2 separate regions of the Homo sapiens genome follow, and region 1 is linked to region 2. Evidence: read pairs that join two places in POLR2A ChIA-PET (ENCODE). Cell type or tissue: Caco-2. All regions are shown on one strand. Each heading gives the region's core, and the rest is flanking DNA. Links, peaks and the distances in the headings are about the cores only.

Region 1 (16,381 bases), core at 3,744-11,743, 740 kb before region 2:
TGTATCTTTGCTAGCAAAGCTCTGTCTTTGTAGTTAAGCCCCTAGACCCAGCATCAGTAAGGGGATGACTGCCCCAGCTATGCCTCTTCCAGGTTGTGACACTGTGTGGAGTTGCCAGATAAATTAAAGGGCACCCAGTTATGTTTATATTTAAATACACAATATTGTCTGGGGGATACACATACTGACTCTTTTTTTTTTTTTTTTGTATTTTTTTTTGAGTCAGAGTGTCACTCTGTTACTCCACCTGGAGTTAGTGGCCCGGTCTCAGCTCACTGCAACCTCTGCCTCTTGGGTTCAAGTGATTCTCATGCCTCAACCTCCTGAGTCACTGGGATTACAGGTATATGTCATGAGGCCCAGCTAATTTTTGTATTTTTAGGAGATACGGGGTTTCACCACGTGGGTCAGACTTGTCTCGAACTCCTGGCCTGAAGCAATCCATCAACCTTGGCTTCCAAAAGTGCCAGGGTTAAGGTGTGAGCCACGGCGCCCAGCCTACCTATTGATTCTTCATCATTGTTTTACCGAATTCAAATTTAACTGACCTCCAGTGTTTACATTTGATAAATTAGAGAACGCCATCCCCAGGTCACAAACAGTTCCTCTCCAATCAGGACCACTGCCTCAAAAGCAATAATCGGGCTACTGTCAGGATTACATGAAGTCACAGTCTCAGGAATTAAAAAGTTGTTTGTCAATAGTAAGGTTGTAGTGGTACTAAAGAAAACATAATGTGGTTGCCCACACAGACACAGACAGACCCCCTTGTTTCTACACACAGATCCTGGCTGGGAGGGAACATAAATGTAAGCATTCCTGGTCACTTCAGCTGAGAGAAACCAACAGGCCAGGAGACAGGATGTAGGAGGGGGAAGTGGTTTCCATAGTTCTCATGTGGCATCTTGTTTGTGTATTGCCTATTTAAAACCAAGAGAATAAAACAAAATTGTTGAATAATGGCGAGAAGTGAGTATAATCGCATGAGATGCAAGTAGGGCTGAGCATCACTGGAGAGAGAAGATCAAATGCCTACAGGACTCGACGCTGTTAGGGGCCCCAGAAAATGTATTGATTTTTTAAAATTCAGATTAAAAGGAATATAGGCTACCCTGGATTCTATATGTGTATATACAAATGCAGGAATGGGCATGAAAGGCAAAATGGCTAGGGGCCCTCAAAGGTACTGATGAGCCCTTTATGGGATGAGATGTCATTCAGCAACAACAGGGAGAATCTCAAAAAGTGTGCGGAGTGAAAGAAGCCTCAACAAATGGCAAGAGAATGTTTGTGAACACTGATACCTTCCAGAAAATGGAAACCAAACACTAATGACAGAGGAGGATCTGTGGCTTCCCGGGAGGGCATTGGGGTAGAAAGGGAGATGACAAAGGGTCATGAGGAGCTGCTGGGGTTGGTCACAGCTTGCATAGCTCGGTGGTGGTGATGCTTTCAAGGATCCAGAAACATGCCAAAATGGGTGTCATGGTATATTATAAATATAGGTGTTTTCTCGTATGGACATTATTCCTCCTTGGAAAGGGTTTTATTAAAAAGAGTAGGCTGGGGAGGAAAGAAGCCAAGCGATTCACCCTGAGGAGCAGGGACAGAAAGCCAACAGTCGGAACTTCCAGAAATCAGGAAATGAGGTTGATGGAGACACAGGTTCTGCATCAGGTTTGTGATGACAGTTGGACCTGACACCTCAGCCCAGGACTTCACTGCAGAGACCCTGTGTCCCAAGGTACAAAGAGATGGATGTTCTGGTCCCTGGAGGCCCTGTTCCTAGGAAGGAGCTGCTGTGCATGATTCTCAGAACAGAAAAAAAGAGAAGCCTCTACTCTGAGGCAGGGCCCTGGATGCCCCTGGACCATGGGGGAAGCTGCAGCAGCAGAAGCCACAGGCCACGCCTGAGCAGTAGCAGCTGAGCGCTCACCCTCCTGGTAGAGGAGGAAGGGGGTTCTTCTCTCACCTCCCCCTGGGCCTGGAGCACTGTGTGAGCATTCAGGCTGTTATCCCATGCTTTGCAGTAATAATCAGCCTCATCCTCAGACTGGAGTCCAGTGATGGCCAGGGAGGCTGAGGTGCCAGACTTGGAGCCAGAGAATTGGTCAGGGACCCCTGAGGGCCGATTGCTGTTACCATAGATGAGGAGTTTGGGGGCTGTTCCTGGAAGCTGCTGGTACCAATGTACAACATAACCCGCCCCAATGTTGGAGCTGCTCCCAGTGCAGGAGATGGTGACCCTCTGCCCTGGGGCCCCAGACACTGAGGGCGGCTGCGTCAGCACAGACTGGGCCCAGGACCCTGGAAGTGGGAGAGACACAGGCATCATGATTCTGCTTCTAGAGACAAGAGGAGAAAGCAAGAATCCATAGGCTTCCCAGGGACCCTCCCCTCGATCTGCATCCAGTCACCTGTGCAGTGAGCGAGGAGAGTGAGGAGGAGAGAAGACCAGGCCATGCTGGAGATTGTCCTGAGTGCTGCCTCCTGTGCCCACAGCTGAAGCAGAGCTTCCCCAAATCTCTCCCTGCCCCTCTTCATACTCTGAGAGTGGGAATCCCTACCTTGTGCAGCTGACCCTGATGAAAACACAGGCATAGGAAGGGCACAGGAGTCCTCAATTCCACCCCCTTAATCCCTGGGGCAGAGACCAGAGAAGTCCCTGCTGCACTCCAGGGTCTGAGAAGAGATCTCCACTTGGTGGGATCACAGGGGAAGAAGGAAGAAGGGACTCCAGGAGAACTAAGGTCATATGGGCATGACCTGAAGATTCCTGGGGTTCGGGTGAAGATGTAGGGAAGTCCACCAAGTAGATACAGATGTATAACATTAGATAAATAACAGGATCTAGGAGAACTGGACTCCCGGGAAGGAGAGATTGTGATTGAGAAAGACACCCTGGCAGGGCAAGTCCTCAGAAATCCAAGAAGTCCAGGAGCTTGTTCACTGGTTGGGCCTGATCTGCTGGGGCTACTGGAGAGGAAGGCAGGGAGGAGCCACGTGTCAGCAGGAGAGGTGAGGAGAGGGGGAGAACATGAGCAGAAGAAGAGGAGATGCCACTTTAGGACAGCCTGGATGGGAGGTGTGCGATGGGAATGTCCACATGTACAGGAATATTTCTAGATATGTCATATAAATGGGATCAAGTTAATTTTTAGATTGCTGTGAGAGAAGAAGACAAATTCAAACTATCTTGCTATTATTCTAAAAGGCGGTGTATCTTCAGCAAAGGAAATTTGCTTCACAGGTGCTATCCTGGTGGACTGTAAGCACTGGGTTTTACAAAGGCTTTTTTACATTTCTTTTACCATCATACTGCTTTTTTTTTCAGAAATATATATACCAATTAAAATTGTTGACATGTTAATACTACATTTTTTTGAAAGTTATGCACTTACCTTTTTGAAACATATACTCTGAACCTTTCAGACGTTATTCATTGAGAAGACCAAGAACATTCACTACCTAATGTATTCATGCTGTTGTTTCTGAGGAGTAAACTCTTGAAGAACTGGAATTAATTTTCTTAGATCTTGGAGTAATTCTTTATTTTTTTTTTTTGAGACGGAGTCTCGCTCTGTTGCCCAGGCTGGAGTGCAGAGACATGATCTCGGCTCCCTGCAAGCTCCACTTCCCGGGTTCACGCTGTTCTCCTGCCTCAGCCTCCTCAGTAGCTGGGACTACAAGTGCCCACCACCATGCCTGGCTAATTTTTTGTATTTTTAGTAGAGATGGGTTTTCACCATGTTAGCCAGGATGGTCTCGATCTCCTGATCTCGTGACCTGTCTACCTTGGACTCCCAAAGTGCTAGGATTACAGGCATGAGCCACCACGCCTGGCCAGATCTTGGAGTAATTCTTAAGAGATAATGAAACTTTTCTTTGCTAACCCTGTATTTATCTAAGGAACTCTTCCATCTCTCTTTTTTGTGACAATGGGGGGTAGATACATGATTAGCATCATTAGCTGCTGAGGGAAAATGAGCCATGACCGGGAATGAGAACAGAAGAGTATAGAATTTTGGAAATCAAATAGCTCTAGACCTGAGCAAATAACATGAAATCATTTAGTAGAGGCGGCACTTTCTAGAAGGACACTGAGAAGGAAAATCTAAGGTTGAGTGAACTAGGAGAGTTCAGTTATCCCTTTAATAATGGGCTTTGTGTCCTGAAGGGGCAGGGTCAGAGCTGAATCAAAGCCAGGTTGCTGCTGATCCCAGACCCTGTGACCAGGACCCAGGGAAGACTCTCAGCAGTGATACGGCTGACCTGGCGGAGCAGCCACCTTGAGATGAGAGCAGAAGGAGGCTCCCTACACAGTGCATGGACAGAGGGGGAGGTGCAGGTGCTGTCCCGAGTCTGGTCCTCACTTGAAAGAGGGGCAGATGGAGGACAGGTGCCGAGGTGATGGTAATCAGTGGCTTCTAGTGTGGCTTCTTGAACTTCTTCCCCTCCAACTTTTTTTTTTCTCCTCTGGGCTTAGGAGGCCAACATGAGGGTGTTTATCTGCTTCCTGTCTCTCTGGAGGCTACCTGATTCTCCTATCAATGCCTTCTTGATGAGCATGGATGTGTCTTGGCCCAGAATTGATGTGTGAAAAGAATATCAGAAAGGCCAGAGAGCCCACGATGGAGATTTGTGAGTCAGAGACTCTCTTGCCTGTGTCCCAGCCCAGCTTTCAGTTTTCACAAGACAATACCCATCACGAACTGAAGATGAGGGTGGAGGGTAGAGTGATTCACACAGGGGGGCTACTTAGGCAGAGCTCCTGGTCTTTTTCCTTTTCCTGTCATGTCTGGACCTCAGATCTCCCAGCCATGAGTTCAGCATGTAAGTGTCCCCAGCTGCAATGCTAGGGACAGGCAGTGTGTGGCCCAAACCCATAAGGTAGGCTCCCTGGTCCACATGATGCTGTCATGGGAGATGGCATGAATGATTTAGTCTGGTTGTCCTGAAGGCTGAGATTCCTCACCAGTGGGTCAGGGAGGGCAGATCTTTCTCATTCTGGAACTTTTTTTTTGTGAGGATGTCATATATAAAACTGGAGAGTCATTTTGTTTCCAAATAGGAATTCAGCCAGGGGACAAGAGAGGTTATGGAGAACTAACATCTTATATATCTCAGAGATAAGTTTTCTTCTCCACGTTGCCATGTGGAGAGGAAAAAGTCCTGTGACACCTTTGAACAAGGCTGGGGAGCTGTTGTCTAAGTTTTCATTGTGACAATGAGCTCAAGCCTTCCTGCAGCCCCCTTGCACTTGAAGGACCCCCCAGCAGTGTGATCACTGTGCCCCACTCAGGTCCTAAGGCCAGCCTTGAGCCTCTCCCCTCACCCAGGCTTCAGTACCTCCTCCCCAGACACTGGTGCTGAATCTGACCACTCTCTCCCGGTGACTAGAGCTGGTCCCATGGCCTTCACACTGCCTACCTCCTTGTCCATCTTCTCTGAAGCATCTGGAGTTTTCCTCACAAACTTACCTCAGACTGTCTCCTCCTTGTCCAGCCCTCTAGTGGCTCCTCTACCCTCCCCCATGCAAGCTCTCCTCCCCTCACTGTGCGATGCCACCTTATCACATCAATATTCTAACTTGATTCTCTTTTCCACGAGATGGTGCCAGCTAGAATATTCTAGGCTTATCTATCAGCCTTCATCCATTTTGGTATCAGTGCTGGGTTCGGCTACGAGGGCAAAAATCTTAGATGTCAGAGTCTGGGAGCTCAGTACAATCAAATTCCCTTGAAAGCCCCCAGTTCTATTGGCCTGAGAGTGAGGCTCAGCCTCCCCTCAATGCCTGAGTGGGCAATAATCCTCTACGAATTCTTATCTGAGGAAAGGAACCTCTTCAAAGCCTTTTTTTTTTTTTTTTAGCCTATTCTTACCCAAACTGGAACACACGAAGAAATGAGTAGATGGCTCAGGAGATCTGGTCCACCATCTGGGCCTCAGTTTATGCCACCCGTCCTCACTTCAGTAAGAGGGTCCTCACTATTTTCTGGTCCCAGACACCTCCACCACCTCCCTCCACCATCTGGGGGGACTGGCTGGCTCCGCTGCCTGGTATAATGCCTGGGCCTCCCCTCGTCCTTGGTGGCTGCCTCCTTGGTGTTTCTGTAGAAAGAGAAAGCCAGGGGAGGCTGGGAAAGGGGAGAGAGGGGAGCCCTGAGTAGATTCCTGATTTCTAACTCTTTCTTCTCCTCACTGGGGCGCTAAGAGGTGAGGAGCAGTTTGCAAGGGGTGGGGTTGGTGCCCTCTAACCCAGTCCTGGGCACACAGAAATAACTGTTTCTACAGATTCAGAGACAGCCCTTACAGAGTTTGGAAACAATGCCTGGGATGGAGGCCCTGGGCTGAGCAAGGTCCTCAAGTAGCCCTGAGCCCTCACCTGGCCATAGCTACAGTGAGGAGAGTGATGGGAGGAGGGTGAGGGAAGGAGTCCAGGTCTTGGGGAGCACCTCTGCTCCCTCAGGTCTCTAGTGAAGCTCAAAGGCCCACACCCCCTCCCCCACTCCCTCCCTCCCCACACCATGGGCAGGCACAGGAAGGACTGTGAAGACACAGCTGGACCTGCCACCTCAGCCCAGGATGTCAGTGCAGAGACCCTGTGTCCCAAGCTGCAGGAGCAGGATATTCTCATTCCTGGAGTCCCTGTTCCTGACTCTGAGGACAAAAGTGGTGGAGCCTCCACTCCTAGGCAGGGCCCTGGCTGCCCCGTGGCCCATGGGAGAACCTGCAGCAGCAGAAGCTACAGGTCAGGCGTGAGCAGCAGCTGGCGGCACTCACCCTCCTGGGGGAGGAAGAAGGGGGTTCTTGTCTCAGTTCCCCATTGGGCTGGAGCACTGTGCCAGCACTCAGGCTGCTATCCCATGTTCCGCAGTAATAATCGGCCTCGTCCCCAGTCTGGAGTCCGGTGATGCCCAGGGTGGCTGACGTGCCAGACTTGGAGCCAGAGAATCGGTCAGGAATCCCTGAGGGTCGCTTATTATTGTCATAAATGAGGAGTTTGGGGGCTGTTCCTGGGAGCTGCTGGTACCAGGATACATAATTATTCCCAATGTTGGAGCTGCTTCCAGAGCAGGAGATGGTGACCTTCTGTCCTGGGGCCGCAGACACTGAGGGCGGCTGCGTCAACACAGACTGGGCCCAGGACCCTGGAAGCAGGAGAGACACAGACACGGTGATTCTTGGTCTAGAGAGAGAAGGAGAAAGCAGGGCCTCATGGGCTTCCTGGACCCCTCCCCTGACCCTGTGTCTGGGCACCTGTGCAGTGAATGAGAAGGGTGAGGAGGAGAGGGGAGCAGGTCATGATGAAGATTGTCCCGAGTCCTGCCTTCTGCGCTCACAGCTGAAGCAGAGCTTCCCCAAGTCTCTCCCTGCCCCTCTTTATACTCTGAGAGAAGGAGGGTCCATCCATGCAAATCAGACCCTCCAGCTTTCTGATCCCACCCTGGGCCCTGGGTCAAGCTCCTCTGCCTGAGGATGTCAGAGAGTGCCAGGGGTGGGGCTGTGTGGTCCCAGGGGGTGGAGAGTTGACATCTGTGAGCCCTAAGCATAGGGCACCAAGCAGGACAGGTGGCGCTGGTCCTGCTCTCATCACACCCAGTCTTCTCAGGAATGGTGCGCAGGCGCCCCCTAGTGTCCATGGTGCGACATTGTACACCACCATTGTATGACAAGGTGACCAGAGCCTCTCAGAGACACCCCTGCCTCCCCGTTGTTCTGTCCATGGCCCCCTCCATCAGGGCCAGGCCAGGCAGCCCCCTGAGTCTTTTCTTCGTGACCTCAGGGCAGACTTCACATTCTACTGGGTTCCTCAGGGGTGAATCTGTCCATGTCTCCTTGGCTGTTCACTGTATAGGACTCAGGTGGTGACTACACAAAGTCCTGTTATGGCAGAATGAAATCGAGAGCACTGACCAGCCCCATGGACTCATTTCCTCACCTGTGGGGACACCGGGTCCTCTCTTGTCGTGTGGCTGCTCCCTGGTGGCCAGAGCTGTCCTTCCTCTGTGGATTCTGCAGTGCTGGGTCAATAGGGAGCTCTTCCCTCCAGGATGGCTGGGGCACATTCTCAGAGGGTTATGCTGGTAAATCTTTGTTCTGTCTCTTCTTTTCCAGACTTGCAGTCATAGTCATCTGGATCCTGTGACCAGGGATCTCACCTAGGAGTCTGTTCTCCATCACTGAATGCCAGTCTGCAGGAGATCCTGGCGAATGACTTTGCAGTGTTTTGCTAAAGAGCAAAACAAGCAAATATGCTCCGTATTTGAAGATGGAAGAATTAAAACTTTAGCTTGTTTAGACCACAGTCTGCACTCAGGTGAGCCTGACACATGGTAGCTTTTAGGATCAACCATTCCAACTAGGATGTTTAGGAAATAATACTGTTCAAAATCACTAATGAGTGTTTTCAGCATGTCCTAAAGATGAGAGAAATTATTCATCTTTGATGTGTAATGAAACCTAGAAGATGATACATTAAAAACAATAAACTGAAGAAAAAAGATAACCGTATTTATTAAAATGAAACAAATTATGTGTATGACTGCAAGAGTTCTGGCATGATGCATCTTGGACTCAACAAATCTTTGTTTGGGGAATCCCATGTGGTTGGAGAACAGCAGGATAGTTATTTACTCTGGTGAGTCTGTCACCAGGCAGTTGTAGTACCATGAGGTTTTACATGCACCATTTAAACAATGTACTAGGCCGGGCACTGTGGCTCACGCCTGTCATCCCAGCACTTTGGGAGGCTGAAGTGAGTGGATCACTTGAGGTTGGGAGTTTGAGACCAGCCAGGTCAACATGATGAAACCCCATCTTGGGCCGGGTGCAGTGGCTCACACCTGTAATCCCAGCACTTTGGGAGGCCAAGGCGGGTGGATCACGAGGTCAAGAGATCAAGACCATTCTGGCCAACATGTTGAAACCCCATCTCCACTAAAAAATACAAAAAATTAGCCGGGCATGGCGGCGGGTGCCTGTAGTCCCAGCTACTTGGGAGGCTGAGGCAGGAGAAGGGCATGAACCCAGAAGACAGAGCTTGCAGTGAGCCGAGATCATGCCACTGCACTCCAGCTTGGGCAACAGAGCGAGACTCCATCTCAAAAAAAAAAGAATGGTCTCTTTACGCAAGAATGATGGATGTGGATTTTGTGTTTAAGTCTTGAAAAAAGAGTCAGTGACCTCGAAATCTCTTGAAAGAATATGCAGAAAGCTTCCTGTGCACTCTCCTAGAGTCACCTAGTTCCTGAATTTTGAGAAGCAAGTGATAGGTCACTCGGGCCTTCAATGGGGAAAGTGATGTTCAGAACCATGTCACCTCAGGTGTACACTGCAGGTGACAACACAGTCTCAACCCAGCCATCCCCCATCCCACACCAGCTGCAGCAACATTCTCTACACTCTCACATAAAAAGGGTTATCTGGGGCCAGGCACGGTGGCTCATGCCTGTAATCCCAGCAGTTTGAGAGGCCAAGGTGGGCGGATCACAAGGTCAAGAGATCAAGACCAAACACGGTGAAACCCCGTTGCCACAAGGAAAAAAAAAAATTAGCCGGGCATGGTGGCACATGCCTGTAGTCCCAGCTACTAGGGAGGCTGAGGCAGGAGAATCACTTCAACCGGGAGGCAGAGGTTGCAGTGAGCCAAGATCGCGCCACTGCACTGCATCCTGGGCGACAGAGCGAGACTCCTGCTCAAAAAAAAAAAAAAAAAAAAGGGTTATCTGGGCTGGGCGCATTGGCTCACGCCAGTAATCCCAGCACTTCAGGAGGCCGAGGCGGGCAGATCACCGGAGATCAGGTGTTCGAGACCAGCCTGACCAACATGGAGAAACCCCATCTCTACTAAAAATACAAAAATTAGCCAGGCGTGGTGGCACATGCCTGTAATCCCAGCTACTCGGGAGGCTGAGGCAGGAGAATCGCTTGAACCCAGGAGGTGGAGGTTGTGGTGAGCCGAGATCCAAGATCATGCCATTGCACTCCAGCCTGGGCAACAAGAGTGAAACTCTGCCTCAAAAAAAAAAAAAAAAAAAAAGGATTATCTGTGCATTTACTCAGGTCTTCTTTAAGACCTGTGTCTAAACAATGTTTTAGGACTTCTAGTGTGTAAAACAACAATTTTTGTCATACTTATCCTAAAGTATTTCATGCTTTATGCTATTCTCAATGTATTGACTTTTCAATTACTGATGGTTCGTTACTGACAAAGAGAATACAATTCCCATCTGCATCCCTGTATTGTATCCCAAGGCTCATATTAAAACTCTCAGACCAGCAGCATCTCTGAGTCACTTCTAGACTCTGAGCTGAGATGAACCCCAACCCAGCCCTCTTGCCTTCTTCAATGTCAACACTGAGAGATTTTACCCCTGAGCAAGGGATGTCTGCCTGTGAAATGCGAGCAAGGTAGGACTTTGTTAGACCTACTTCTCCGTGGGAGCTCCAGTGCTGTCGATGAGACAACAGATGTCACCCCCTGAGCTAGATTTGGTCAGAGCCACCAGCAGGGGTGATTTCACTAGACCAGGAGAGTAGAGGGGAGGGTTTTGTCTTACTTCCTCATGGGTCTGGAGCACTGTGTGAGTCTTAGAGTTGCTGTGCCATGTACCACAGTAATAGTCAGCCTCATCCTCAGGCTGGAGCCCAGAGATACGCAGAATCCCTGCATTGGCTGATGCATCGTTGGATCCAGAGAAGCGGCTGGGAACTCCAGAGCCTTGGCCCTTATTGGAGTCTGAGTGGTAGTACAGGAGATACCGGGGAGGGTTCCCTGGCTTTTGTTGGTACCACCTTATCCAGAAGTCCCCAACACTGAAGCCACTGCTCAGCATGCAGGTGAGTCTGACTGATGCTCCAGAAGATGCAGAATGGGAAGATGGCTGAGTCAGCACAGGCTGGGAGAGGGAACCTGAAAACACAGACATCATGGGTGATAAGGCAGTTCCCAGGGTAAAGCTTCTTGTAGGTCTGAGCCACAGGGGATGGTGTAGGTTGGACACTGAGACTCAGTTTATAAGGACTTTCCCTACCTGTGCAGTGAGAGAGGAGCACGAGAAGGAGAAGAGTCCAGGCCATGGTGGACACAGCCCCTGAGCCCTAACAGTGGGCCTGAGCTGCCCCAGGTCTCCTCTTCTTCTCCATCCTCTGCCAGAGGAGGGGCTGCTCATGCAAATATGTTTCCATCCAAGGACTGCCCAGCCCCTCCCTGAGCCCTGGAGCTGAAGCTTAGCTCACACTCCAGACTGAGGAGGAGGAAGGTTTGGTTTCCCCCTCGGGAGGGCCCTGGGAGGAAGCACCTGCCGAGACCATACACAGGTCTCTGCTTAGGGGACTCTGCCAGGCCAGAGAGGACACAGCTCCTGAGTCCCCATCATTGAGCACAGGGCACAGGTTCCTTGGAGTGAATGGTTCTTACTAAGCAGCTGTGTAGGGACCATAGGGCAGTCCTGCAGCATCCCCTGATGGTTGCAAGGCACACACCTCCTGATATAGTGTGGATGTGTGTCCTCTCTCAATCTCCTGTTGAAACGTAATCCCCAATGTTGCATGTGGCACCTGGTGGGAGGTGGTTGGGTCATTGAAGCGGATTCCGCGAGGCTTGGTGCTGTCCTCATGACAGTGAGTGAGTTCTTGCAAGATCTGATTGTTTAGATGTGTGGAACCTCCTGCCTTACTCTCTTTCTTGCTCCCACCCTGCCATGAGAGATGTCTGCTCCCACTTCATGTTCCACCAAGTAAAATCCCCTTGAGGTGTCCTCAGAAGCCAAGCAAATGGAGGCACCATGACTCTTGTACAGCCTGCAGAACCATAAGCCAATTCAACCTCTTTTGTTTGTAAATTTCCCAACAAATTTCTTTGTAGCAATGCAACAATGTCCTAACACAGATAATTGGTAAATAAAGTATGGCTAAAAGATACCTGATAGTACAAAAGCAGCTGTGGAACTCAGTCATGGCCAGAGGTTGGAAGGGTTTGGGGGGCTCAGGAGAAGACAGTGTGAAAGGAAAACAAATCTTGGGACCCCACTCAACCTGGGAACTGCTTAGAGCAAACCTGCCTCCCAGTCTATTGAAAGTCTCCCCTCTGCTCACTGAGAGAAACACATATCTGATTGCCTCCTTTTGGAGAGGCTCATCAGAAGCTCAAAAGAATGCAACCATGTGTCTCTTATCTATCTAAGACTGGAAGCCCCTTCCCCACTTCAAGTTGTCCTGCCTTCACCTGGAGCTGTTCCACCTTTCCAGACTGAACTGATGTACATCTTACACATGTTGATTGATGTCTCATGTCTGCCTAAAATGCATAAAACCAAGCGGTACCCCTACCATCTTGGACACATGTCATCAGGATCTCCTGAGGCTGTGTCACAGATGTGCCTCCTCAACCTTGGCAAAATAAGCTTTCTGAGTTAACTGAGACTTGTGTCCAATTTTGGGGGTTCACAACAGGAAGATTAGAAAATGCTTCAGACTTTATAGAGACTGGTTAAATGGTTGTGATCAAAATGCTGATGGTGTTAGGAACAATGAAGCATAGGCTGTCAACATCTCAGACGGAAAGTGAGTAACTTATTGGGAACTGGGGCAAGTATCTCCCATGTTATGCCTTAGGAAAGAGTTTGGCTGAATTCTATTCATGTTCTAGGAATCTGTGGAAGTTGGAACTTCAGAACAATCATTTAGAGTATCTGGCAGAAGAAATTTCTAGGCAGAAAGAGTTCAAGAGGTGGCCTGGCTGTGTCTACAGCCTATACTCAGATGTGAGATCAAAGAAATGACTTTAATTTGGAATTTATATTTAAAAGGAAAGCAGAGCATAGAAGATTGAAAAATTTTCAGCTTGACTATGTGGCAGAAAATAACATCCCCTCTTCCTGAAAAGAATCCAAGTGGGCTGCGAAACAATCACTTGCTAGAGGTATTTGCGTAACTAAAGAGGAGCCAAGTGTTGATAGCCAAGACAATGGGAAAAAGACCTCAAAGGCATTTCAGATATCTCTGAGGCAGCCTCTCACATTACAGGTCCTGAGGCCTAGGTGAACTGAATGGCTTGCTGGGTCTGGCCTAGGGCCCCACAGTCCTGTGCAACCTCATGGCTGATTCAGCTCCAGCCTTGGCTCAAGAGGCTCCAGATAATGCTATGCCACAGTTTTGGGGAGCAAAAGCCATGTTAAGCCTTGGAAGCTTCCATGTGGTGTTAAACCTGCAGGAGTACAGAATGCAAGAGTGCTGGAGCCTCAACAACCTCCACCTAGATTTCAGAGGATGTATGGAAAAGCCTGGGTGCTAAGGCAGAAGCCTGTTGTGGGGGCAGAACCCTCCCACAGAACCTCTACTAGGTCAGTGTGGAGGGGAAATGTGGGGTTGGAGGCCCCAGACCGAGTCCCCACTGGGGCACTGCCTAGTGGAGGTGTGGGAAGGAGGTCACTGTCCTCTGTATTCCAGAATGGTAGATCTACTGGCAGATTGTATCCTACACCTGGAAAAGCTGCAGGCACTTAACAGCCTATGAGAGTAGCCACAGGGGCCGAACCCTGCGTAGCCAAATGGGTAGAACTGCCCTCAGCCTTGGTAGCTTGCCCTTTACATCAGTGTGCCCTGGATGTGGGAGACGGAGTCAAAAAAAGATTATTTTGGAGCTTTAACATTTAATGAATGCCCTGCGGGGTTTCAAACTTCCATGACATCTGTAGCCCTTTTTTTATGGCAGTTTTTTCTCTCTTGGAATGGGAATATTTACCCAATGTCTGTACTACCAGTGTATTTTGGAAGTAAATAACTTGTTTTTTATTTTACTGGCCTATAGGTGAAAGGGACTTGCCTTAACTCAAATGAGACTCTGAACTGTGGACTTCGACTGAGTTGATGCTGGAATGAGTTAAGAGTTTTGGGGATTGTTAGGAAGACATTATTGTATTTTGCCATGTGAGAAGAACATGAGACTTTAGAGACCAGGGGAATAATGGTATAGTTTGGATGCTAAACTAAATCTCATGTTGAAATGTAATTCACAAGGTTGGAAGTGGGACCTTGTGGGAGGTACTTGGGTCATGAGAGAGTATCCTTCTTGGGTTGGTTTTCACCTTATGATAGTGAGTTTTCATGGGATTTGGTTGTTCAAATTTGTGACACCTTTCCTACCCACTCTCTATCCTGCTCCTGTTCTGCCATGTGAGATGCCTGCTCCTACTTCATCTTCTGCCGTGAGTAAAAACTCCTTGAGGCATCCCAGAAAAGGAGCAGATGCCAGCACCAAGCTTCCTGTACAGCCCACAGAACTGTGAGTCAATTCAACATTTCTTTGTAAATTTCTTTGTAAATCATCCAGTCTCAGAGATTTCTTTATAGTAATTCAAGAATGGCCTTACACACCTCCCCATGGTGCAGAGACCTGAGAGCCCAGCTGTCTTGTTTGCCAGGCATTGTCTTGGTTCACACATAGAGGATCTGACTTCTAGACACATTGATGATATTATGGTGTGTAGATTATGGTGGAATTTCTCACTGCTAGATGGAGTGCAGATCTAGGTGAGGTGCTTACATGCATGGTAATAATGACTTAGGGGGTTAGCATCCCCAGAGAAGATGTTGCAAACATCACATTTCTTCACTGATATATGATTTAGAATATACACACAGTGTTAGTGTCTCATCTCTTTTGTTCTAAGCAATACACTCCAACTACTCCATACTGAAGCAGAGCACAGGTGCCCTGGAGTCTCCACCCCACCCAGGGATCCTCCAGCAGAAGTGCGTGTGCCCCTGCATACCTGCAAGTCCCATATCCAGACCTAGTGTTCAGGGCCGTGGGATAACAGCCAAAAATAGGAAATCATTTTACTCATCAATGGAAAAATGGTGACACAGTCATATAATGGAACTCAACAATGACGATAAATCAATGTCTGCCATAGACAAGAACATGGATGTGTTCTGTAATACTGAACCAAAGAAGCCAGGCTAAACAGAATGTGCTGTATTTTATAGAAGTCAAAACCAGGCAGAACAAATCTACATCAGGAACTGGGAAAGTAGCTATTCTGTGGGTTGGGGCAGCAGTGCCTGGGAGAGGCCACAGGGCGAGGCTACTGCTTGGTCCAGGGCGTGGCAGCCTGGTGTGCTACAGTTCATCTAGATGCACACTTATGATTCGGGCACTCTTCTGTGTGGACATTAACATTTCAATAAAAAGCTTATTAAAACATTAAAACTTTCAGAAAAATCCACATTGCTTCAGTAGAAATTAGCACATTAACGTTTAAAAAATACATGTATACGGTGGGGGAAAAAATAGTTCAAAAGAGTACCCAGTGAAAAGTTTAAGAGGGAGTGATGCCAGCAAGGGGCTGATCAATAGCCCCTTGCACTCATCCCCTGACAAAGACAGCCAAAGCAGCAAACATCTATATTTTGATGAAAGTCACTAAAAGAGAGCCCCAGAGTGCATCAAGGAGTAGCAGAAATCCAGCAGAGCACAGAAAACCAGGACGGTCACATAAAGGAGGGAAGGAAACATCTGGCCCCCACCACCCATTCCCCCAGAGGGATCAGCCTGAAGCAGAGGGGATGTCTCCCTGCAGGGATAAGGAAGCAAGAGGGGCCCAGTAGCCCCAGCACTCCCCTCAGAGAAGGAACTGACATTGTGCCCCACCCCCATGGACCAGCTGCTGCTGCAACGTGCCCTCCTGGACCTGGACCACTTCGGGAGCATGTCCCACCCAGGGTGAGCTGCCACCGCACCCTTCTTCCATCCTCAGGCTTTGTTGCTCTATATCACACCCACCTAGTGGCCCACCACCCCCGAGCCGCTGTTACACTGTCTTAGGCCATTTAGTGTGGCTGTAACAGAATACTTGAGACTCGGGGTAACTTATTTTATAAAAAAGGTTTATTTGGCTCACCCTGCTTGTGTCTGAAAAGTCCGAGATTGGGCAGCACAACTGGCGAGGGTCTTGTGCTGCTTCATCTCATAGGGAAAGTGGAAGGGGAAACAGGTGTATGCAAGGGGCTCACATGGCAAGAGAGGAAACACGAGAGTCTAGGAAGCTGAACTCACTCTGATAACAATCCACTCCTGGTAACTAATCCAGTCCCATGAAAAGGCATTAATCTATTCATAAAGGATCTGCCCTGTGACCCAAATACCTCCCACTAGGCCCCACCTCCCACACCACCACATTTGGAATCAAATTTCAAATGGATGAAATTTCAAATGGCTGGTGGGAACAAATGATGTCCACATCACAGCATACACCCCACCTGCAGGGCCACGCTGCTGTGCCCCTCCCCTCCCAGCTGCCATTGCGCCCTGCCCCTTGGAGCCTGAGCTGACTTGGTGCCCTGCTTTCCAGGGAATCAGTGCCTTAGCCAGTCT
Region 2 (16,381 bases), core at 5,209-13,208:
TCCCCAGGTAACCCTCACACAAGGCCAGGTTTCAGAACCCCTCAGGAGCCACTAATCAAGAAATCTAGGCGAGGCGCGGTGGCTCACACCTGTAATCCCAGCACTTTGGGAGGCCAAGGCGGGTGGATCACGAGGTCAGGAGATCGAGACCACATGGTGAAACCCCGTCTCTACTAAAAATACAAAAATTAGGTGGACATGGTGGCGCCTGCCTGTAGTCCCGGCTACTCGGGAGGCTGAGGCAGGAGAATAGCTTGAACCAGGGAGTCGGAGGTTGCAGTGAGCCGAGATCGCGCCACTGCACTCCAGCCTGGTGACAGAGCAAGACTTCGTCTCAAAAAAAAAAGGAATCTATGCCAGCGCCAGGCGTGGTGGTTCATGCCTGTAATCCCAGCATTTTGGGAGGCCAAAGCAGGTGGATCACTTGAGGCCAGGAGTTTGAGACCAGCCTGGCTGACATGGTGAAACCCCATCTCTACTAAAAATACAAAAATTAGCCAGGCATAGGGGTGCATGCCTGTAGTTCCAGCTACTCGGGAGGCTGAGGCATGAGAATTGCTTGAACAAGTGAGACAGAGGTTGCCGTGAGCCAAGATCACACCATTGTACTCCAACTCCAGCCTGGGCGACAGAGCGAGAACCTATCTTAAAAAAAAAAAAAAAAAAAAAAGGCCGGGCACAGTGGCTCACACCTGTAATTCCAACGCTTCAACACTCTGGGAGGCTGAGGCGGGTGGATCACTTGAGGACAGGAGTTTGAGAGCAGCCTGGCCGACATGGTAAAACACTGTCTCTACTAAAAATACAAAAATTAGCCGGGCATGGTGGTTGACTCCTGTATTCCCAGCTACTTGGGAGGGTGAGGTTGGAGAATCACTGGAATCCGGGAGGTGGAGGTTGTGGTAAGCTGCAATCACACCACTGCACTTGAGCCTGGGTGACAGAGCAAGACTCCGTTTAAAAAAAAAAAAAAAAGGCTGGGTGCAGTGGCTCAAGCCTGTAATCCCAGCACTTTGGGAGGCCGAGGTGGGCGGATCACTTGAGGTCAGGAGTTTGAGAACCAGCCCGGCCAACAAGGTGAAACCTCATCTCTACTAAAAATACAAAAATTAGCTGGGCATGGTGGCGTGCACCTATATATAGTCTCAGCTACTCGGGAGGCTGAGGCAGGAGAATCGCTTGAACCTGGGAAGTGGAGGTTGCAGTGAGCTGAGATCACGCCAGTGCACTCCAGCCTGGGTGCAGACTCCCAGAGTGAGACTCCGTCTCAACAAAATAAAATAAATAAAATAAATCTAGGCCAGGAGCCAGGGGCGGTGGCTCACACCCGTAATCCCAACACTGGGTGGTCAAGGCAGGAGGATCACTTAAGCACAGGAACTCAAGACCAGCCTGGGCAATACAGCAAGACCCTATCTCTACAAAAATAAAAAAATTAAAAAATTAGCCAGGTGTGTTGATGTATGCCTGTGGTCCCAGCTACTCAGGAGGCTGACTTGGGATGACCAGTTGAGTCCAAAAGGTTGAGGCTGCAGTGAGCCATGATGGTGCCACTACACTCCAGCCTGGTCAACAGAGCAAGACCCTGTCTCAAAAAAAGAAAAACTAGAAAAGAAATCCAACAGCACTAGACGACCCTTCCCCCAACAAAATATGTAGGAATCCTCCCATCCAATATTTCCAGCTAAAACTCTTTGGTGCAACCCAGTAATTCCAACTAAAGCTCTTGGTGCAACCCAAATGAGCAGTGTGCAGAATCCTACCAAGTCAGCCTGGTGACTTCCCCCCTCTATGTCTTTCCCCAGGATGTCTTCTGGAAGGATGTCCCTAACTGTCCTGCCTATCACCAGCCCCACATCCCCAACATGCTCATCATTGAAAGCCTCTCTCAAATGCCTGTTCCTCTAAGGAGCTCCCCAAGCCCTGGCTAAAAGGGATGCTCCTTTCTCTCAACAGCCACTACAATGTTTCTGTACAAAATGGATAAACAGAGGCTGGATCAAGAAGAGCTGAGGAGAATCGAATGGCTTTAGAACTGGTGGCCTGAAGTCACCCTGGTGGGAAGTGGGCTGAGAGAGATGTAGTTAGGTACCACATATCAGGGAAGGAACGAATACAGGCTTAAAGACCAAACCTCTAAGGATCCTGGATAGCAAAACCACACCCCAAGTCACAGAATGAAATATTTTAGAGATCCAGTAAAGACCTGGACTTGGTTCCAAACACTTAATTTTTCACCAAGCACAAGGCATGAACCTTAGCAGCAGCATGAAAAACTGACTGGTTTAGCTGACCAATCGTTTGTGCCATGTTTAGCGTCCAGGCCACCCTGAACTATTCAGAGCCAAATGCTGTGTCCAGTTCTGGACACCATACTTTAGAAGACCACATCAAATAAGGGCTGCTCAGGACAAGAACAGCAAGGACCATGTCCTACCAGGAACAATCAAAAGGTCCAGGAACCTATGGCCTAAAGAAATGTGAAGATGACATACATCTGTCTTCAAACGTTAAAAAGTTCACCTGCTGGTTGGACGAAGTGGCTTATGCCAGTAATTCCACATTTTGTTGTTTTTTGTTTGTTTGTTTTGAGACGGAGTCTCGCTCTCCAGGCTGGAGTGTGGAGGCGTGATCTCAGCTCACTCCAACCTCCGCCTCCCAGGCTCAAGTGCTTCTTATGCCTCAGCCTCCTGAGTAGCTGGGGCTACAGGCACGCACCACCATGCCCAGCTCATTTTTGTATTTTTAGTAGAGATGGGGTTTTGCCATGTTGGCCAGGCTGGTCTCCAACTCCTAACCTCAAGGGATCCACCCGCCTCGGCCTCCCAAAGTGCTCCTGTAATCCCAGCACTTTGGGTTGCCGAAGCGGGAAAATCACTTGAGGCCAGGAGTTGGAGACCAGCCTGGGCCACACAGTAAGACCTCATCTCTACAAAAAAATTAAAAAATGAAGCGGAAGGATTGCCTGAGCCCATGATCATGCCACTGCACTCCAGTCTGGGTGACAGAGTGAGACCTTGTCTCAAAAAAATAAAAATAAAATAAAACTTAAAATTTAAAATTTAGGCCGAGGCCGGGTGTGGTGGCTCACGCCTGTAATTCCAGCACTTTGGGAGGCCAAGGCAGGCAGAACACAAGGTCAGGAGTTCAACACCAGCCTGGCCAATATGGTGAAACCCCATCTCTACTAAAAATACAAAAATTAGCCAGGCGTGGTGGTGACACCTGTAGTCCCAGCTACTCGGGAGGCTAAGGCAGAAGAATCGCTTGAACCCGGGAGGTGGAGGTTGCAGTGAGCTGAGATCACCCCACTGCACTCCAGCCTGGGTGACAGAGCGAGACTCTGTCTCAAAAAAAAAAAAAAAAATTTAGGCCAGACACGGTGGCTCATGCCTGTAATCCCAGCACTTTGGGAGGCCAAGGCGGGCGGATCACCTGAGGTCGGGAGTTCGAGACCAGCCTGACCAACATGGAGAAACCCCGTCTCTACTAAAAATACAAAATTAGCCCAGCATGGTGGCACACGCCTGTAATCCCAGCTACTCAGGAGGCTGAGGCAGGAGAATCGCTTGAACCCAGGAGGCAGGAGGTTGCAGTGAGCCAAGATCGCTCCATTGAACTCCGGCCTGGGCAACGAGTGAAACTCCACCTCAGAAGAAAAAAAAAATTAAAATTTAAAAAGTTCACCTGCAAAGGATTCAACCTTCTATATGAGTAAAGAAGAAAGAATTGGGGCCAGTAAGTGTTCACTATCCCAGGCAGCTTTTGACTCAGTGCCAAACTCTTTAATGCTACCTTCACGTGGTCTAAGCCCCCCTGACTCGGGGCAGCAGTCGTCATGTCATTATAGATACTCAAATGGGTGGGGCAGACAGGGCTGCCAGTGGCCAGGGCTGTCAGAAAGAAGCCACCTGCACTGGGCAAGACTGTACTATACACCCTCTTGAGTCTCCTCTGAAGTCAGTGCCAGGAGCAGGTGAACAGACGTGCAGAAGAATAACCAGTGGGGCCAGTCAGGGATGCTTCAGATGTCACAGCAGTACTATGGGCAGCAAGTCTCAATGCAAGGACACTGGTACAATGTAAACAAGCATATTCCATACCACTGTGTCATTTTATATCTGTTAAATGGCAAAAGGCCTGTAGTATCCCTAAAGGAAAGTAAAGCTTAAGGCCACTTTTCTTGGCTGTTGAGGGTGGGTTAAAAGAACTGAGAAACGCTGCTCTAGGAACCTTTAGGTCACAGTGAGGAAAGTCTAGCAGACACCAGTGGAGGGAACAGCTTTGTGGAAGACAGGCTCTGAGATGGGCCTTGAAAGACGGGGGAAGACAGAACTGCTAGAGAACAGGTGTCCATGTGTGGGAAATGTGTATGCAGAGACATGGAGGGCAGAAATCAGTGGGGGCGTTAGGGAAGCAGAAAGGAAACCAGTTTAGCTGCAGTGTTTACCAACTCAGGGCACTCATGATCAGGGCCAGAACTTTCAGCCAGGGTGCATGGCCAAGCCCCTGGGGGCTGTTTAATACCCCTATGCAGAGAGGCAGGGGAAGGGCTTAGATGGGTACAGGGGAGAAGGAAGGAGAGCTGACTGTGCCTAGGCGCCATCTAGGACCTGCTTATTGCATCAGCCTCCAGTACAAGATGGGTACCTTTCTGAGGGGAGTGCTCCCAGATGACTGTGATGTGCAACCCCTGCTCTGCTTAAGAATCACCATATTGAGGGCCGGGCACGGTGGCTCACGCCTGTAATCCCAGCACTTTGGGAGGCTGAGGCAGGTGGAACCTGAGGTCAGGAGTTCAACAGCAGCCTGGCCAACATGGTGAAACCTCGTCTCTACTAAAAATACAAAAATTAACTGGGCGTGGTGGCAAGCGCCTGTAATCCCAGCTACTCGGGTGGCTGAGGCAGGAGAATTACTTGAACCCATGAGGCAGAGGTTGCAGTGAGCCGAGATCGCGCCATTGCACTCCAGGCTGGGCAACAATAGTGAAACTCCGGCTCAAAAAACAAAAAACTACAAAAATTAGCCAGGAGTCATGATGCATGCCTGTAATCCCAGCTACTTGGGAGGCTGAGGTAGGAGAACAGCCTGAACCTGGGAGGCAGAGGTTGCAGTAGACCGAGATTGCACCACTGCACTCCAGCCTGGGTGACAGAGCGAGACTCCATCGCAAAAAAAAAAAACAACAACAAAAAAAAACCCACCACATTCATACCACCCAGTTTCTTGGCAAGGAAAAAACTGGAGCCTTGATGAATGCAGTGTCATTTCTACAGCTAGAAACAAGCTCCTAAAAGGACTAAAACCTCCCACTGAGCTAAGCACATGGAAAAAATCCCTCTGACTACAAGTCTATAAGCACCGAAACCCAGACGTTGTTCTGAACTGTTTTTTTTTTTGTTTGTTTTTTTGTTTTTTTTTTTGAGATGAAGTCTCACTCTGTCACCCAGACTGGAGTGCAGTGGTGCGATCTTGGCTCGCTGCAACCTCCGCCTCCCAGGTTCAAGCGATTCTCCTGCCTCAGCCTCCTGAGTAGCTGGGACTACAGGCAGGTGCCACCATGCCTGGCTAATTATTTTTGTTTTTTTTTTTCAGTAGACATGGGGTTTTGCCATGTTGGCCAGGCTGGTCTGGAACTCCTGACCTCAGGTGATCCACCTGCCTCAGCCTCCCAAAGTGGTGGGATTATAGGCATGAGCTACTGGGCACAGCTTGTTCTGAATTTTTTTTTCTTTTTTTTTTGAGACAGTTACACTATTGTTGCCCAGGTTGGAGTGCAATGTTGTGATCTTGGCTCACCACAACCCCCGCCTCCCAGGTTCAAGTGATTCTCCTGCCTCAGACTCCCGAGCAGCTGGGATTACAGGCGCCCGCCACCATGCCCGGCTAATTTTGTATTTTCAGTAGAGTCAGGGGTTTATTCATGTTGGTCAGGCTGGTCTCGAACTCCCGACCTCAGGTGATCTGCCCATCTAGGCCTCCCAAAGTGCTGGGATTACAAGTGTGAGCCACCGTGCCCAGCCTGAAGGTTTTTTTTTCCTTTAAGTGAACACCGGCCAGCACAGTGGCTCACACCTATAATCCCAGCATTTTGGGAAGTCAAGGTAGGAGGATCGCTTGAGGCCAGGAGTTCAAGACCAGCCTAGGCAACATAGCAAGATCCCATCTCTACAAATAATAAGGATAACAAAATGGCCAGGCATGGTGGCTCAAATCCCAGCACTTTGGGAAGCCAAGGCAGGTGGACTGCTTGAGCCCAGGGGTTTCAGACTAGCCTGGAAAACATGGCAAAACCCCATCTCTACCAAAAAATGCAAAAATTAGCTGTGCATGGTAGTGTTCACCTATAGTCTTCAGCTACTTGGGGGGCTGAGGTGGGAGAATTGTTTGAACCTGGGAGGCAGAGGTTGCAATAAGCCAAGATTGCACCACTGCACTCCAGCCTGGGCAACAGGGTGAGACTCCATCTCAAAAAAAAAAAAAAAAATTAGCCGGGCATGGTGGCACACACCTGTAGTCCCAGCTACCCAAGAGGCTGAGGCAGGACGATCCTTTGAGCCCAGGAATTCGAGGTTATAATGAGTTATAATGAGTTATGATCATGCCACTGCACTCCAGCCTGGGCAACGGAGCAAGACCTTGTCTCTTGAAGAAAAGAGGCCAGGCATGGTGGCTCATGTCTGTAATCCCGGCACTTTGGGAGGCTGAGGCCGGCAGATCATATGAGGTCAGGAGTTCGAGGCCAGCCTGGCCAACATGGTGAAACTCCATCTCTACTAAAAATACAAAAATTAAGTCCGGTACAATGGCTCACACCTGTAATCCCGCATTTTGGGAGGCTGAGGTGGGGGGATCACAAGGTCAGGAGTTCGAGACCAGCCTGAACAACATGGTGAAACCCTGTCTCTACTAAAAATACAAAAAACTTAGCCAGGCATGGTGGCACATGCCTGTAGTCCCAACTACTCGGGAGGCTAAGGCAGGAGAACTGCTTTAACTCAGGAGGCAGAGGCTGCAGTAAGCCGAGATCGCGCCACTGCACTCCAGCCTGGGCAACAGAGTGAGAGTCTATCTCAAAGAAAATAAAAAGAAGAAAGAAAAGAAAAGAGTAATTCCAACAAGAACAGAAAACAAAGAGATGCTGGGAAAGGGGTAGCCATGGCTTGAGAGGAAGTGGTCAATTATAAGGCCATTCTGCACTGTTTACAATTCATAGTCCTGAGATGGGCAAGTGGGGCATATTAGCCCCATTTCACAGATGGTAAAGCCAAGGCTCAGAGATGTCCAAGTCAAAGAACTTGTATAGAGCATGCCCAGGACTAGAACCTGCACTGAAATTGCTCTTTTTTGACTATCTCAGCCACCCAAAGCAGTGAGTTAATGCTCCCATTAGAAACGGACAGAGCAGGTTTTCCTGTTTACTCTGTGGGATCCCAGGAGGGCTTAGCTTGCTCTGGAATAGTATTGACCAATATTTACATCAACAAAAACATGAACATATTCAGTATTTTCCCTAGTCCTGCACAGCTAGTCATTATGTGCCTGTGTTGTGCAAGGAATATTTCTAGGCTCCTACTGCTCAGGCAAAACAAAACCTGGCAGATGGAGCTGGACATCTGAGGAAAGTTACATAAACCTGCCTTAAATCTACCAAATTCCAGTATAACTGGTCTATCAAAGTAAATAATTGTAACAGAAATGCAAACTTTCCAAGCTTGCATAAGACAACCGTTAGCAATGACACTAAAATCATGACTTTTTTTTTTCCCCCTGAGACAGGGTCTTGCTTTGTTGCCGACGCTGGAGTGCAGTGGCATGATCACGGCTCACTGCAGTCTCAACCTCCAGAGCTCAAGTGATCCTCCCACCTCAGCCTTCTGAGAAGCTGCGACTACAGGCATGTGCCAATATGCCCAGTTAATCATTTTATTTTTTGCAGAGACAGGGTCTCACTATGTTGGGCAGACTGGTCTCAAATTCCTAGGCTCAAGTGATCCTCCTGCCTCAGCCTTCCTAAGTGCTGGGATTATAGGCATGAGCCACCGTGCCTGGCCACTAAATCATGACTTAAATGTAATTCAATATACTGAAAATCTAAACATAAGCCTCATGGCCTTCTAATGCAATTCTCTCATTTCAACTAACATTTAGCTAAGGGGGCAGGACCCATGCCAAGACATCATCCCTTCCATAGGTCAGCAGTATGGTAGCTATCTTACATTTAGTTATCATCATAACTAATTACACCTGGGGCTGGGCATGGTGGCTCACGCCTGTAATCCCAGCACTTTGGGAGGCCGAGGCAGGTGGATAACCTGAGGTCAGAAGTTCGAGACCATCCTGGCCAACATGGTGAAACCCCCGTCTCTACTAAAAATACAAAAATTAGCCAGGCGTGGTGGCGGGCACCTGTAGTCCCAGCTACTCGGGAGGCTGAGGCAGGAGAATTGCGTGAACCTGGTAGGCAGAGGTTGCAGTGAGCCGAGATCACACCATTGCACTCCAGCCTGGGTGACAAGAGTGAAACTCCATCTCAAAAAATAAATAAATAAATAAATAAATAAATAAATAAATAAATAATACACTTAGCTATGATCATAACTTTATGAAGTCATCTCATCATCTGCTGGACAAATCAGGGCACTGAGGCTCAAAGGCACAACACTAAGGAGTCAAAGGCAGAAATCTACATCTGAACTCTTACTCTATCACAGCACAGTGCTTCTCAGAGGTTACAGCACACTCCTTCTCAGGTGGTCATTCTAAGAGGACATGACAAAGAAAACACTCAACAGAGGCTTAGAGGAACGCACTGCCCACAACCTCCACAGTAAGCATGGGGGAAGCATGGCCAAAGCTCCAACTCAGCAGGCCTTGACACCAGCTTCTGGCTGCCGGGCCTCATTCCTGGAAGGTGTTTCCGTGTCCATCTGTACATGGGTGTGCCTGGCATTCCTGACCTCCATTACAAACTCCAGAGTCCAGCACCCCCCTACCAGACTGACAGCTCCTTGAGGGCTGGGACACCGACCTCTTCAAGTCTGTCCACAACAGACTCAACCACACAAAGCCTGACACAGGACAAATGGGCACGACGGGAACTGCCTGTGTAAAACTCGTGGAGAATCCTTCAGGAAGCTTAGGTTTTCTTATGCTGACTGTTCTTTTTTTTTTTTTTCTTTCGAGACAGAGTCTTGCTCTGTCACCCAGGCTGGAGTGCAGTGGCGCAATCCCGGCTCACTACAAGCTCCGACTCCCGGGTTCACACCATTCTCCTGCCTCAGCCTCCCGAGTAGCTGGGACTACAGGCGCCCACCACCACGCCCGGCTAATTTTTTTTTGTATTTTTAGTAGAGACAGGGTTTCACTGTGTTAGCCAGGATGGTCTCGATCTCTTGACCTCATGATCCTCCCACCTCAGCCTCCCAAAGTGCTGAGATTACAGGCCTGAGCCACCGTGCCCGGCCGCTGACTGTTCTTAATGAGAGGCGTGCTGGTGTGAAACACTTTTTTATAAGCCATCTCAGACGGGTTCAGAGGCTATTCAACCTCTGAGTTACACCCTCTTCCTCACCGTGAGTCAGGTGGTCTCCTCTCAGAAAGATGGAGCATCACATGAGCCCTGACATTAGCCCATGAGCCCTTTGACATTAGCACCTGCTTTGGTTGCAGATGTGCCTGCTGGGATAAGGGCTGTCAAAAGAGAATGTTCCCCGCTCTGCCTACCTATGCTAGGAAAGTAGGGACAAAATCTGACAAGAAAGTGAAATACAGAAAACTATAATCAACACAGCCCTGGAAGTGTTAAAAACCAAAACAAACAAAACCCAAACAGCCACCGAATCTGAAATGAACCCTCTTCTTCTCCATCTTGTCCCTTCCTCAAGACCAAAAGCAACCATCTAAAAAGCAGGAGCAAGGCCCAGAGAGCAGGGGACCTTGATGTTGGGCCTGGCTCCACCACTGACTTCAGCCTCCTCATCTGTAAACAGAGGCCACTGGTGTCTGCTTTCCAAGATCCCTCACACAGCTCTGGAATTCTAGAGTATGTGTGCAGCAAGGGTCAGAAGGAGAAACTACACAGCCACCAGAAGCAACTTTCTTAACTTTCTGCTTCAAGGTTGAAAGAGAAGACAAGGGCTGGGTGCGGTAGCTCACGCCTGTAATCCCAGCTATTTGGGAGGCTGAGGCAGGCGGATCACCTGAGGTTAGGAGTTCACGACCAGCCTGGCCAACACCATGAAACCCCGTCTCTACTAAAAAATGCAAAAATCAGGCCAGGCACGGTGGCTCACGCCTGTAATACCAGCACTTCGGGAGGCCAAGGTGGGTGGATCATGAAGTCAGGAGATCGAGACCATCCTGGCTAACATGGTGAAACCCCGTTTCTACTAAAAATACAAAAGATTAGCTGGGTGTAGTGGCGAGCGCCTGTAGTCCCAGCTACTCGAGAGGGTGAAGCAGGAGAATGGCGTGAACCCAGGAGGCGGAGCTTTCAGTGAGCCAAGACTGTACCACTGCACTCCAGCCTGGGCAACACAGCGAGACTCCATCTCAAAAAAAAAAAAAAAATTAGCCAGGCATGGTGGCACACGCCTGTAATTCCAGCTACTCAGGAGGCTGAGGCAGGGAGAATTGCTTGAACCCAGAGGTGAAGGTTGCAGTGAGCCAAGATCGTGCCACTGCACTCCAGCTTGGGCGACAGAGCGAGACTGCGTCTCAAAAAAAAAAAAAAAAAAAAGGAAAGAGAAGACAAGAAGCAAGAATATTACATCTGAGACCTCAACTTCTCAATCAAGAGTTGCTTTCGGCCAGGCGCAGTGGCTCACATCTGTAATCCTAGAATTTTGGGAGGCCGAGGTGGGCGGATCACAAGGTCAGGAGTTTGAGACCAGCCTAACCAACATGGTGAAACCCCAGCTCTACTAAAAATACAAAAATTGGGGGCCGGGCATGGTGGCTCACGCCTGTAATCCCAGCACTTTGGGAGACCGAGGCAGGAGGATCATAAGGTCAGGAGATCGAGACCATCCTGACTAACATGGTGAAACCCCGTCTCTACTAAAAATACAAAAAAATTAGCTGGGCATGGTGGCGGGCACTTGTAGTCCTGGCTACTCGGGAGGCTGAGGCAGAAGAATGGCGTGAACCTGGGAGGTGGAGCTTGCAGTGAGCCGAGATCGCACCACTGCACTCCAGCATGGGCGCCAGAGCAAGATTCCATCTCAAAAAAAAAACAAAAAAAAACAAAAATGCAAAAATTAGCCAGGCGTGGTGGCGTGCGCCTGTAATCCCAGCTACTCAGGAGGCTGAGGCAGAAGAATTGCTTGAACCCGGGAGGCGGAGGTTGCAGTGAACCAAGATCACACCATTGTACTCCAGCCTGGGTGAAAGAGCGAGACTCCGCCTCAAAAAAAAAAAAAAAAAAAAGTTGCTTTCAAACCTCCACCCCTGCCCCAGTTCAGCACCTGTGGGAGCCTTCCATAGCACCTATGCTCATCTTTGGACACAGTGACTGTCACACTACACTGGATGTTTACAATATGCAAGGTAAATTTCTGAGATATTAGAAAGACAAATTTTGAGTTCAAGAGCTATTCAATTTTAAGCTGGGCACAGTGGCTCACGCCTGTAATCCTTTGGGAGGCTAAGGTGGGTGGATCGCCTGAGGGCAGGAGTTCGAGACCAGCCTGGGAAATGGAGAAACCCCGTCTCTACTAAAAATACAAAAATCAGCCGGGTATGGTGGCGCATATCTGTAGTTCCAGCTACTCGGGAGGCTGAGGCAGGAGGAATGGCTTGAACATGGGAGGCAGAGGTTGCAGTGAGCTGAGATGGTGCCACTGCACTCCAGCCTGGGTGACAGAGTGAGACTCCGTCTCCAAAAAAAAAAAAAAAAAAAAAAAAAAAAGCTATTCAACTTTGTTGGGAAAAGTAAACTTTTCTCTTTTTTCTTTCGAGAGTCTCGCTCTATCACCCAGGCTGGAGCGCAGTGGCACCATCTCAGCTCACTGCAACCTCCGCCTCCCGGATTCAAGCGATTCTCCTGCCTCAGCCTCCAGAGTAGCTGGGATTACAGGCATGCACCACCACACTCGGCTGATTTTTGTATTTTTTTTTTTTTTTTTTTAGTAGAGATGGGGTTTCGTCATGTTTCCCATGCTGGTCTCCTCAAGTGATCCACCCGCCTTGACCTCTCAAAGTGCTGGGATTCGGATATGAGCCACCACGCCCAGCCAAGTAAACATTTTTCTTTTTCCTTTTCTTTTTTTTTTTTTTTTTTTGAGATGGAGTCTTACTCTGTTGCCCAGGCCAGAGTGCAGTGGCATGATCTTGGCTCACTGCAACCTCTGCCTCCTGGGTTCAAGCAATTCTCCTGCCTCAGCCTCCCGAGTAGCTGGGATTACAGGCACATGCCACCACACCCAGCTAATTTTTTTGTGATTCTAGTAGAGACGGGGTTTCACCATGTTGACCAGGCTGGTCTCGAACTCCTGACCTCAAGTGATCCACCTGCCTTAGCCTCCCAAAGTGCTGGGATTACAGGTGTGAGCTACTGCGCCAAGCCAACATTTTTTGAGACAGAGTCTCACTCTGTCACCCAGGCTGGAGTGCAGTGGCACGATCTCAGCTCGCTGCAACCTCTGCCTCTCAGGTTCAAGCAATTCTTCTGCCTCCCCCTCCCTAGTAGCTGGGATTACAGGCACGCACCACCAGGCCTGGTTAATTTTTGTATTTTTGGTAGAGATGGGTTTTCACCATGTTGGCCAGGATTGTCTCAATCTCCTGACCTCATGATCCGCCCACCTCGGCCTCCCAAGGTGCTAGGATTACAGGCATGAGCCACCGCGCCTGGCCCCCAGCCAACATTTTTAAACAAACATTCACACAGCTGTCTCAGTAACTCTTTCTCCAACCTACAGAATAAGAGAGTACCACAGGTAAGAGAATGGGCTCTCAGTGATGAGGGTATGTCCAGGCAGACTGGCCCCAACCTGTCCCGAAAACACCTTTGCAATACCATCTCCTATCACTCCTCCAAATCCTCCCCTCCTGTCAGGCTGGTCACCTCCCTGCCCTGGAACATGTCTTGGTTATTCCCAATAATATCTACAAGTAGCTCACACTTACTATATGCCAGGCACTCTTCTAAGCAGTTGGTATATATTAACTCATTTAACCTTCACACACGGACGAAGTAACTAAGGCACAGAGAGGTAAAGTAACTTGCCCAGGGTCACTCAGCTAAGACATGGCAGGCCCAGGATTGAAACTCCAGAACCTGAGCTTTTAACTGCTATGCTGTAGTCTTCCTCTAAACAGCTTTGCTCTGAGCAAAAGCCCCTTCCTCCCTTTCTTATAGGGGTGGGGGGCTTGGGGAGGTTAGGCTTATTTATGTCCCCCAAGAACAGGCATGATGAAGCTGGCCACAGGAGATACATGCAAAGCCCTTTCTGAGTGAGTGGCATGCCACTTCTCCTGGATAGCTGTAGCATCCAGGAGATATGTAGATCTGGCCCCTCAACCTAAAGGCTATGGCATCTCTGCCACCTGTCCTTAAATCCATCAGCACTGCCCTCAGTGACCCCTCTATAGAGAGGTAGCTCACCCTCCAAGGCTGGCCTGGCAGAGGGAGGTCTCCTAGCTCTGGAGGAACCAGGTGCACTGGACATGCCAATCTGGGGTAAAATCAAGCCAATGCCTCAACACTTCTGGAAAGCATCTCAGGGGCTGGCCTAACTAAAACCCAAAGCGGGACGGCACAAGGTCAGACGCAAGCAGCACTGGGGAGTAGGCAGATGGTCTCTGGGGCTCCTCAAAGCATTTCCCATAGGCACTGCCCACAGCCCTCCTGAGGGATGAGAGAGACTCAACCTCACTGGCCACCCAGTCCGTCTTCTTCAACTGCTGAAACCCTACTCGTGCTTAAAGGGCCAGGCCAAGTTCGACCTCCTCCTCAGTGTCAGAGGGGGTCTTTCCCTCTCCTGCAAGCCATTATTCAGGTGGCAGACATCTAGCACACAGTGGCCAGCCCAGGATTTCTTTGTTCCAGGTACGTGCCATTTTTCTCCTTTGTTGAGCTCCTCAAGGGCAGAGGAATTGCCCCTTGAGCTGAGTCTCAAAGGTCAAAAAGTTACCCTGGTACAGAGAAGAGACAGGGATGCCAATCACGAGATCCAGAGTGTGTGTGCAAAGCATGCTGTTTTTAGGGGACTCAACGGGCAAGTGGGGAGAGACAAGGCTGGTGAGACAAGACCTTGAAGGAAAAAGCTAAGGAATGTGCACTTGTAATCCAGAGTCCCAGCCTCATCCTCACCCTACTAAATTCTGCTCCAATCTCTGAGAGCAGGGCCTGCTCATGTGCACTTCTCTACTGCACACCACACCATACACTACTCTGATGCACTGCTGGTTAGGAGTAGTGTGGGACAGAGAGTGCGCTGACCAGTAAGGAGTTTAGATGAACCATTAAGGAGCTCGATGCAGGTGTCTACCACAAACAGGGATGGCCTGAACTGAGGCAGTGGGAGTGGCAGTGGCATTGGGAGTGGGAGTGGGGATGGAGAGAAGACAGGCAGAGAAGAGAGACTGAAGGCATAGTTCAGCAGAATCCGCCAGGTGACTAGACAAGGGAGGAAGAGCCGAGAAGGGCTCCGCTGGCGTTTTTTCCTTGAGCAACTGAGTAGACAAGTGAACCATTAACTAAGGTGGGACAGGAGGAGATGCATGGGGCCAGAGGGAGAGAGTCACAGGAGGAGCTAAGACTCAGATGCCTACAGATCTATGTGCCGTTCCCAAGAAAACTCTGGAAGTGGTTGGAGTCTGGCTCAGGAGGAACGTCTCTGTGGCTCTCTAATGTGCACAGTGTGTGCAGTGTGTGTGCAGTGTGAAGCTGCAAAGAAATGTGGCTCTCACATTTACTGCTGTAGCAAAGAATATAGAAATATCTTAAACGTAATAAATGTTCCAATAAAATGAGAATACTTTCAAGTGTCCTCTTATAATAAAATTTTAAAGCAACAGTCTCCTAATTTAGAGTTTTAACAAGATCAGAAAAGGCCCCAGTACCCTGAGACAAGAGTTTTTGTCTCAGGGTTTTCTTTTTTTTTTTTTTTTTTTGAGACGGAGTCTCGCACTGGAATGCAATGACACAATCTTGGCTCACCGCAACCTCTGCCTCCCGGGTTCAAGCAATTCTCCTGCCTCAGCCTCCCGAGTAGCTGGGATTACAGGCACCCACCACCACGCCCAGCTAATTTTTTGGATTTTTAGTAGAGACGGGGGTTTCACTATGTTGGCCAGGCTGGTCTCGAACTCCTGACCTCATGATCCGCCCACCTCGGCCTCCCAAAGAGCTGGGATTACAGGTGTGAGTCACCACGCCTGGCCTGCCTCAGAGTTTTCTAGTAAATACCTTAAAAGGTCCCAAATGTTGCAATAATTGAGTATACTCCTTCCCATCACCTGTCCCAAACATTTACAAAGAATACCATTAAGGGAGGCTGAAACAGTCCCAACTTACTGGAATGCATGAATTTAGAAAAAAAGACGCAACGTTTTTCTCAATTCACAAAGCCTCAGTGGATTCAGGACATTTACACTGGCATAACATCACATATAAAACTCCCCTCACCTCCTGAAACATGTGACATACTCATTGCTCTATCTCCTTAATCACCCAACCTCAGAATCTAAACCTATACTCAAAAGCAAACTACCTCACTGCTTAATACAACGAAACCCAAGGAATGAACTTTTAGAGGTTCCTCCTACTATGACTATGAACTGGGAGAAAATATAACAATATGAAGTTCTGAGTGAACATTTTTAAATAGCATTAGGCTGGGCGCAGTGGCTCACACCTGTAATCCCAGCACTTCGGGAGGCCTCGGCGGGCAGATCACCTGAGGTTAGGAGTTAGAGACCAGCATGGCAAACATGGTGAAACCTCCTTTCTAATACAAAATTAGCAGGGAGTGGTGGTGCACACCTATAGTATCAGCTACTTGGGAGGCTGAGGCAGGAGAATCGCTTGAACCTGGGAGGCAGAGGTTGTAGTGCACAGAGATCGTGCCATCGCGCTGAAGCCTGGGCAACAAGAGTGAAACTCCTTAACTCAACAGTTATGTCATGATAAGTAATAAGACATTACACACACACCCCTCTAAATCCACAGATTTCCCCTCTGAGAAAAGCCCTTCTGGGAAGCTACTCAACAGGAGGGCCCTTAGGGGAAATGTGTGCAGTGTGAAGCTGCAAAGAAATGATCAGATGGCAATCAGTTGCCTAAGCCACACATAAAGGTTTCACTTTTGGCTTTTGCAGCAATTTCCCCATCCTGATTGAAGCAATGGTTACAATCTGGTTGTAGCCAACA

Evidence for each region. Peaks named below come from ENCODE experiments on the same cell type or tissue, not always from the same donor. Only the 100,000 strongest peaks of a DNase experiment are listed, where the experiment ranks them.
Region 1: POLR2A ChIA-PET joins it to region 2 with 9 read pairs; 1 of 35 experiments calls an interaction of 5 or more read pairs at or near these places.

Annotation. Positions count from the first base shown.
Region 1 is chr22:22,313,433-22,329,813 of GRCh38, reverse strand. It overlaps IGL, the pseudogene BMS1P20, IGLV5-52, IGLV1-51 and IGLV1-50. Among named protein-coding and RNA genes, the nearest start is that of VPREB1, 77 kb to the right of the region's middle. In Caco-2, for the core only: a CTCF peak has its summit at 7,616 (motif pointing left); a DNase peak (open chromatin) is centred at 7,603.
Region 2 is chr22:21,571,165-21,587,545 of GRCh38, reverse strand. The region is part of intron 1 of UBE2L3 (ubiquitin conjugating enzyme E2 L3); the gene reads right to left. Among named protein-coding and RNA genes, the nearest start is that of UBE2L3, 12 kb to the right of the region's middle. In Caco-2, for the core only: no CTCF peak of the experiment used is centred there; a DNase peak (open chromatin) is centred at 8,945.